Regions from separate parts of the Homo sapiens genome. Here region 2 is linked to region 1. Evidence: read pairs that join two places in POLR2A ChIA-PET (ENCODE). Cell type or tissue: OCI-LY7. All regions are shown on one strand. Links, peaks and the distances in the headings refer to the core of each region. The heading gives the core; the rest is flanking DNA.

Region 1 (4,397 bases), core at 291-4,290:
TGCTTATCTTGGTCAAAGCATACATTGCACTGAACTTCTTTTCTTCCGGATTACCTACTTGATGATAGCCTGTTAAATGCAATGAGAAGGATTGAACACTTCTGAACTGGAGGATAGATAATCTTGCTGTTGTTTCAAATCTTGTAGTTCCAGTGCTCTTTTGTTTGAAAGCATTTGTCTCTCAAGCATTAGCACTTTGGGCTGGATAACAAGAAATTAACAAGCTGGGCTCTGCTTAGAGAAAACTTACAACTGATTAGAAAGTAAGCTGTTGCAGGTACAGCTTCTTTTTCTTGAGAGATGATCTGAAATACATAGCTTTTAGAAAAAATTTTGAATTAAGGGAACAGTTGATATGCAGGCAGGTAGTTTAAATAAACTAACTCACTTCTGTTGCTCTGGAGTGTTTTTTCTTACCTTTTGAATATGGAGAAAGGTAAATATCTACACAAGTGGACAGAATAATGTAATGAACTCTAGGTATCTGTCACCCATCTTCAACAATCATCAGCTGTCTTATTTGATCTATTTCCCAATATGCTGCTGCCCTTCCATGTTATTTATTTATTTTTTCTTTGGAAATAAATCAAAGGCATATCATTTTATCTGCAAATGTATAGGTTTTTTTTAAGTTAACAGCTTTATTGAGATATAATTTATATACCATACTATTTACTGTAGGGTGGTTTTAAGAAATTGGAAGTTTTGAAAAAATTGACATTCATTTTAACTGTGTTTTTCCAAAGGGCGTTTTGGTAAGCTATATATTTACAGAATGTTTATTGGGCACATTCTGTGTGCACCCTAGTTTATATGTTCTCAAAATACAGATTTTTTTTCTTTTGTAGGAGGTGTTTAGCAAGCTCTTTTGTGCTAGTCCTCTGCCAGAATGTGCAATTCTGATTAACCTTCCACTTTCTCCACATAGCTCTTACTTGGGAGGTTTCTACCAAGCTATTAATTGTTGATTAAAATCCATTAGTGAACAAACATAATTAGAAATGGAATAGATCATTTAAAAAGTGATGTCTCAGATACTGTTGTTTAGTAGAGGGATAATTAGCCGTTGGTTGTAGTTAAGTCATGAGTCTGAATTGAGTTAACTATTGTTTACTTTGTAAGGCCTGACCCTCCAGCTGTGGCTACTTGAGGCTGCTTTAAATAGAGTTAGAGGCAGCCTGTAAGAAAAATCTTCAAAAAGCAAAGAACTAGGTTCCTGGAACCCTCTGTGCTTGATTTAAACTTCACACAGATTTGAAAATGTGTTCTCCAAGTAGCTGCTGCATGGTTTGTTTTATTTTATAAAAGTCCATAGTTTAATTTCTCCTCAGTCCGGTACTTTGTTGGTGAGGGGGCTTCTTTAGAATGGATTTTTTGCTAGCTGCAGCTTCATTTAGGAATCTGAGTGGGAATTACTAGTCCTCCAAATTCCATTCACTTTATCCTAGTTTTTGGAATGACTTCCATCTTCTATCTGTGAAAATCAAATTCCAGGTAGATTATGGAGTGTTCGGTGGCCTTAAAAGCTGTCCAACATGGTCAGGTTAAACTGGTGGATCTGTGAAGCTTAATTAAATTTATATGATAACCGATTATACACCATTTACAGTGGGTTCTCTGTTTAGAAAAGTGGAAGCACGCTCCAATGCATTTTTTTTTTTTAAATTATGGGGCAGAAAAGCTTAGTATTGAGAGATTCTATGAAATTAAGTGCTGTTCTGCAAATTAGGAGAACACCATTCTTTCATCTGGTTTTAGCAGTGTGGTGGTACCTTGACCCAGCATCATGCCTCCGTCTTAGTTTTCGTTTTATTTTTAATTAAGAAGAATTTTTCTCTGTGTCTGTGGTTTCCTCCCTCCACCTGGGCTGGTGTGAGTTTCTGGCACACAAGCTCCCAGTGCTTGCAAAACTTATAAACAGTCAGAAGAGCTCGTTGCTTCCAGGAAGTGAATTGTTGATGCAATGAAGTGATGGATGCAGAGGCTGCAGCTCGAAGGGAGCAGGGTTTCCTTCCATCTTGGAGGAGGGGAGATCCAGAAAACAAGCTGACATGCCCTGTAGTTATTAAGATCTGCCTCATCCCAAATTCCTCTGATTGTTTTCTCAGATTTGGAGTCTGTGTAGGACTCTTTGCTTTGGGTGGTTTGGCCTTATCCAGGGCTATGCTTTACCCAATGGAAAAATCAGAGACTCTTCTATGGAGATTTTTGGGTTCTTTCACAAGGTCATTTGAAACAATACTTAGAAATGAGTAAATTATATTCATTTCATTACTATCCTAAAATAAAGATTGGCTGACCTTATTATTTACTTGGGAGAAACTTTATGTGAAGTCGTGGTGCTCAGAATGTCTTTCTGGACAGAAAGGAGACCACGTTTTCATGGAGTTTCTTAAAGGGGTGCTTGCCCAAAGAGGCATAAAAATGATTCACCTGAGAGGAAAAAATTAATTTTCTTAAAGTCATGAAAGTGAGGATGTGGTAGAATGGGAAACTAGCTCATGGCTGGGCCTCAGGAGACGTTGGGGTTTCGTCCCAGCTCTGCCACTGATTGGCAGCATAACCTTGGGCTAGTCACTTCATTTCCTGTCTGTAAAGGGATGTATAATTTCTAAGACCCCTCATTTTTAGGTTCATGATTCTATTCTAATTGAAGCAAAAAGGGAGTAAACTTATATTTCATTGGATGGTAAGAATTAAATTGATCTGTATCTAGGATACTTAAACATTCTCTCTCTCTCTGTGTGTGTGTTAGACACACACACACACACACACACACACATACACACAAAGGGTCCCACTCTGTCACCCAGGTTGGAGTGCAGTGGCGCAATCATGGCTCACTATAGCCGTGACCTCCCAGGCTCAAGTGATCCTCCTACCTCAGTCTACTGAGTAGCTAGGACTACAGGCATGTGCCACCACACCTGGCTAGTTTTTATTTTTTGTGAAGATGGGATCTTGCTGTGTTGCCCAGACTGGTCTTGATCTCCTGGGCTCAAGTGATCCTCCTGCCTTGGCCTCCCAAAGTGCTGGGGTTACAGATGTGAGCTACCATGCTAGGCCAATGTTTGCTACTTCTGAGTGAAATTCTCAGATGGATACCATAAGCAGCAAAGAGAAAAAAGGGTATGTGCATGCAGAGTCTCAATGAGGGACCCTTTTGTGAGCCTTGAGATATTATTGAGGAGGAGTGAATACTCCACAAAGAAAGTGGTGCTTTCCTTCATTTTTACCTCCTTTTCCCCTCTGGCCCAAAGAAAACTGTGGAGGCTGGTACAGATCCACTTTCGATCTTTGATTTAGAATTTTAAGAACTTAGGTAAAAATTTAAAGAAAAAAAACCAGGAAAATAAATTACAGGCATGTTTTCCCAAAGGGTCCTTTCTCAGGGCCACTGCAGGCAGCATCTTTCTCAGGCAGTCCTTCAGTGAATACTTGCCATAAGTGAAGTTGTAAATGATGCTGAGAAACTGCCTTTAAGGACTGGATGGGCCACCTGTCACATTCTATAGTCATGGCCACAGGAAGGGCAGCTACTCACTGCACTGCCTGTTCTTTCTGGGCCAGCTTGCCATCCCTTTTACCAGGGAGATCTTTCGTGTATCCCTTTCAAGATAGAAACTCAGCCAATTAACATGTACAGCCTAGTGGCTTCCTTTTTCTTTTTTGAGGCAGAGTCTCACTCTGTCGCCCAGGTTGGCGTGCAGTGGTGTGATCTCAGCTGACTGCAACCTCTGCCTTCCTGGCTCAAGTGATTCTCTTGCCTCAGCCTCCCAAAGAGCTGGGATTACAGGCGCCTGCCACCAAGCCAGGCTAATTTTTTTTTTTTTGTTTTTTTTTAGTAGAGACAGGGTTTTACCATGTTGGCCAGGCTGGTTTTGAACTCATGACTGACCTCAAGTGATCCATCCACCTCAGCGTCCCAAAGTGCTAGGATTACAGATGTGAGCCACCACGCCCGGCTGTGGCTTTTTCTAATTTTGAAGTCTGACTCTGTTTTTGGCCAAATTCATATTAAATTTACCCATCTACCTAGGTTTGCATTGGTTACCTCTTAGTTACACTGTTTTTGAAAATCTTGAAAATTATGACAGTAATTGGACTCCTTAAAATACTTTTCATGGAGAATCTAGAAGCTTTTATTTTCTTTGTTCTGGATGTCCACTTTTCTTCGACGTGGAATTTGTTAGTGCCTTCAGTGGAAATTCTTGGGCTTTTCTTTTCCTTCCACTCATTCTTTATCGTGTAAATTTTCATAAAACGAAACTTCCGGATTTAAAATTTATTTTTATTTTTATTATTGTTTTCCGGAACAAATTCTTGGAATTTGGAGTTTTGTTTGGGGATACAACTAAAATGCAATGAAGTTGGAGGAACAGTTAGTGGTCTGGAAC
Region 2 (4,397 bases), core at 85-4,084, 110 kb before region 1:
AAGACAGGGTCTCGCTCTGTCTCCCAGGCTAGAGTGCAGTGGTACAGTCACAGCTCACTTCAGCCTCGACCTCCTGGGCTCAAAGGATCCTCCCACTTCAGCCTCCTAAGTAGCTGGGATGACAAGCATGTGCCACCATGCCCAGCTCCTTTTTTAATTTTTTATGGGGACGGGATCTCCCTGTGTTGCCCAGGATGGGCTTGAACTCCTGGGTTCAAGCAATCCTCTTGCTTCAGCCTCCCAAAGTTCTGGGATCATTTGGGCTCCATTTTGAGAGACCTGGCAGTTTGGGAATCCCAATCTTGGTGCCCTGGGTCTCCTCAGGACAACAACCTGGAGAGTTACAACCTCTTCACTGTGCATAGGACTTAAAATAGCAGTTCACAGGATGGGGTTTAGGATCAAAGAGCCCTGTAGTTTTCGTCCTGGCTCCTCTACTGACTAGTTGCATAATATTGGGCATGTTATTGAACCTCTCTGAGTTGCAGTTTCCCCATCTGTAAAATGGGGAATCCAATCTCACAGGGTTTCTTTGAAGATTAATTTCTTTAAGGCCCCTTGTGCAGCACCAGACACGTGCTATATGATCCACAGATTATGGCTGCTGATGATAACTCTTATTTTTTGAGCACTCATTAAGTTAACATACATCGTGGCTTTTACACATGACTTAGGGCTTGATACATATTATTTCATTTGATCTTCATAATGTTCTTTTAATCTTACTATTTAAATCTTTTTTTACACATGAGGAAATACATATAGCAAGGTTAGATCACCTGTTTAAAAATCACACAGCTATGAAGTGGCAGAGCCAGGATTTTCATCAGAGAAGTTTAAAGAAAGAGCTCATTTTCAGCCGGGCATGGTGGCTCACGCCTGTAATCCCAGCACTTTGGGAGGCCAAGGCGGGTGGATAAAGAGGTCAGGAGATCGAGACCATCCTGGCCAACATGGTGAAACCCCATCTCTACTAAAATACAAACAAATTAGCCGGGCGTGGTGGCATGTGCCTGTAATCCCAGCTACTCGGGAGGCTGAGGCAGGGGAATCGCTTGAACCCGGGAGGCGGAGCTTGCAGTGAGCAGAGATCGCGCCACTGCACTCCAGCCTGGTGACAGAGCGAGGCTCCGTCTCAAAAAAGAAAAAAAAAAAAAGCCAAGAAAGAGCTCATTTTCTTGATTCCATGCTGCACTGCCTCTCTCACTATTCACCTATCCATTGTCATAACATTTCATCATTCTTTTGCTGTGGAACAAATTACCACAAATTTAGCAGGTTGGAACAACACAAATATATTATCTTTCCAGCTCTGTAGGTGAGAGGCCTGTTCATGGGACTTAGCTGGAGTCTCTGTTCAGAGCTTCACTGGGTTGAAATCAAGATATTAACCAGGGCTGTGGTTCTCATTTGGGGCTTTGGGTGCTCTTCTAAGTATGCAGGTCATTTTTCTGCCAACTGTCAGCCAGGTACCACTGTCAGCTCCTATAGGCTACCCCAGTCCATCACCACATCCTCCACAGGCTTTCACAAACCTGGGTGTCTGCTTTCTCCCAGGTCAACAGAGACCCAGCTCTCTGAGTTCCACCTCTGCCACCTTCTCCTTTGAAAGGTCTCATGTGATGAGTTCAGGCCCACCTGGATAATCACCCTATCCTAAAATCAACTAATCTGGGGCCTTAATGACATCTGCGTACATCTTTCACAGCAGTACCTGGAATCACGTTGGACTGTACATGATTCACATACACGGAAAGTATGTGTGCATCAGGTCCTGGAAATCTTGGGAGCCATCTCAGAATTCTGCCTGCCATTTTTAATTTCTGTGTTTTTAAGCAGTGGTTGCTGACGCTATCAAAGAGAGTTGCCTGCCCATGCTGTGTTTCCAGGCCTAACACTGCCCTTCACACCCCTCCTTCCCCACCTTGCTCGGTGTCCCATGCATGCATACAGGAGTTGACCAATGCTTTCCTGATGGTGAGGTTTGGGGGCTGCACCTCAATCGTTATCTTCATCAGCTCCATGAATTTCCCTATAGTTCTTCCCCCCTCCGTTCTCTGTTAGGAAAGCCAGGTAATTCCCATTATGAAGAGGGAAAGTCCGTGATCTTGGAGCGGAGAGAGGGGTACCCGTGCCAACTATAACTAGGACTGATTCCAATTCAGCTGGTCAGTGCCATTTGGTGGAATCCAAACCTTATTTCTGCCTTCTCAGCCCTGACTTGCCCTCCCCCACCTACCCTCCCCACTACTATGTTCTCTGGTTTCCCCTGAAAATTCCTGTGTTCTTACGAGCATGCCAAGAAAATTGTGCTCAAACCATCTGGACAAGTAATCCCAGCGTGAAAATATCTTGGTGCTTCAGCTTCCCAAACTAAAAAGGTTTTAATTTGAGTCACCCACAGAGACCCGCCCTAAAACAGCCTAATTTTTTTAAAAAGGAAGGGAAATGAGACCTTCATAGAAAGGCAGCCTCTAGACTAGAAAATTTCACCCTGCCATAGATTTCTTCACATCTGATCTCCGTGAAAAATTCCACTAATTTTTCAAAAGTAACAAGTGAAAAATGTGAAAGATGGGATGTAGAGAATTAGCTGTACCACGTATGTGGACTAGTTTAAAGGTTTAAAGGTAACAGTCCTTCAGAAAAAAATTGTCAAATGAAGTAAGATTTTCGTTCCAATCAGACTATCTGGCATCTGTTTATTTGGTTCTTGATAATTTCAAGGAGAATATTGATACTGGCCCATCTAGGAATCCCATAAAAGAGTGTAAAGTGACCATACGCTAGCATATGAGTTAGACATTTTTATAGAAAATGGAAGCCAATATAATTCTTAAATGAGTGTATATTCTGCAATTATATTTAGTGAGATTAAAGATCAAAAAAATACTGGCTGGGTTCAGAAAGGTCAAAACACCTAGGATCTTAACCAAGTCCAAACTCTGCAACTGAACTCATCAAAGCCAACTCTCTCCCCAGTTGCCACTGAAAAAAACACAAAAAGGCCTGTGGAAGCCCAATGTAGATGAGCTGGGGTATGAATAGGCCAACTCCCATCAGTCATTGTGAAATGGCCTTGTTGTCTGGAGTAACAGCTGAGGTTTGTCGTCTCACGGCAACATGAGGTTTGTTGTCCCATGGAGAACAAGGACGCAGACACACAAAGAGTGAGTTTACGAGCAGGGGGTTTTATAGATGAGCTGGTGAGGAGGTGGTATCTGATTTACATACACCATGAAAGACTGGTTAGAACAGGTGTGCCATTTCTATAGGGAGAGAATCTCTGGTAGCTTCCACCCTAATCTTTTATTATGCAGGTGGGTTCTCTGCCTGAGTTGAGCCATGTTGCCCATTTCTTTATTACTGTACACGTGGTAACAACAACAAAAAAAGGGAAGATGGAGTCTCCATGTTGGACATGCCTGGCCCCCAGGTAGCCCTTTTCTGTTGGTGGAGCTACTAGCATTTCCCCGTGCAAGCTTCCAGCTTTATCTATGTTTGCAGCTAGATTTTTCATGCTGCTCTTTATTAGAAAAGGAATGACTTTGGGGGCTGCTTTTTGTTAGAAAAGAAATTCTGCCAAGGGCTCTTTTGCCCTCACTATCTGCCTAAATAATTTCTTTCTACCTCCTCTATCAATTGGTTAAGGGCTGTTCTCGGGGGGCATTAACTCTCTAGGATACCATTTGCCTGCTTCACGGGGCAGAGAAGACCCCAGCAGCCAAAGAAAGCCCTCAGGCAAGAAATGCAGGCTCTGATCCTTGAAAAGAAGATATGAGTGCCTGATATGTCAGGAGATTTAGTGAGGTGCTTCATTTCTCCTAAGAAGGGATGTAACAAGCTCTGCTCCCATTTTCTCTTAGAACCTGTGGGGGCAAAAACCCCACTACAGAGAGAAAAATGTTTCTTGACATACAAAGGATGTTCAGAAAGTACATTATGATATTAAACAACAGGATAAAGATCAATATCCTGAATGTGGTCTCTGGTATCTCCTCATCTCCTCTGTCCGTCCTCTGTGTTCTTCGTGATCCGCCACCCTGGCCTTCTTTCAGGGACTTAAACCACCCTGCTCCATCCCCAGCAGAAGCTTTGTACATGCTGTTCTCCCCACCCTAGTTTGGGGATCCTTTCTTTATTAGCTCAGTTTTTCCTTGTATAAAAATGCCTCCTGACCCCACCCACACCCCAGACTAGGTTAGATCAGAACTTACATCCATTCCAAATGTGTACCCATCCTTTCATTAGATCAGTAAGCTCAGTGAGGGCAAGGACACAGCTGCCCCCAATTCCCTACCCTATCCACAAAGTCTGGCACCATGCCTGGCACATAAGAGATTAGGGAACATCAGATGAATTGAATGGATGCTAGGAGAATAAATTCCAAATGTCAG

The links. Peaks named below come from ENCODE experiments on the same cell type or tissue, not always from the same donor. Only the 100,000 strongest peaks of a DNase experiment are listed, where the experiment ranks them.
Region 2: POLR2A ChIA-PET joins it to region 1 with 7 read pairs; 4 of 35 experiments call an interaction of 5 or more read pairs at or near these places.

Annotation. Positions count from the first base shown.
Region 1 is chr3:66,487,911-66,492,307 of GRCh38, reverse strand. All of the region lies in intron 1 of LRIG1 (leucine rich repeats and immunoglobulin like domains 1), which reads left to right. Among named protein-coding and RNA genes, the nearest start is that of LRIG1, 11 kb to the left of the region's middle. In OCI-LY7, for the core only: a CTCF peak has its summit at 2,432; DNase peaks (open chromatin) are centred at 1,137, 1,897, 2,537 and 3,617; H3K4me3 peaks cover 3,810 bases; H3K27ac peaks cover 3,873 bases.
Region 2 is chr3:66,596,236-66,600,632 of GRCh38, reverse strand. All of the region lies in intron 1 of LOC105377141 (a long non-coding RNA gene), which reads right to left. Among named protein-coding and RNA genes, the nearest start is that of LRIG1, 97 kb to the right of the region's middle. In OCI-LY7, for the core only: no CTCF peak of the experiment used is centred there; no DNase peak of the experiment used is centred there.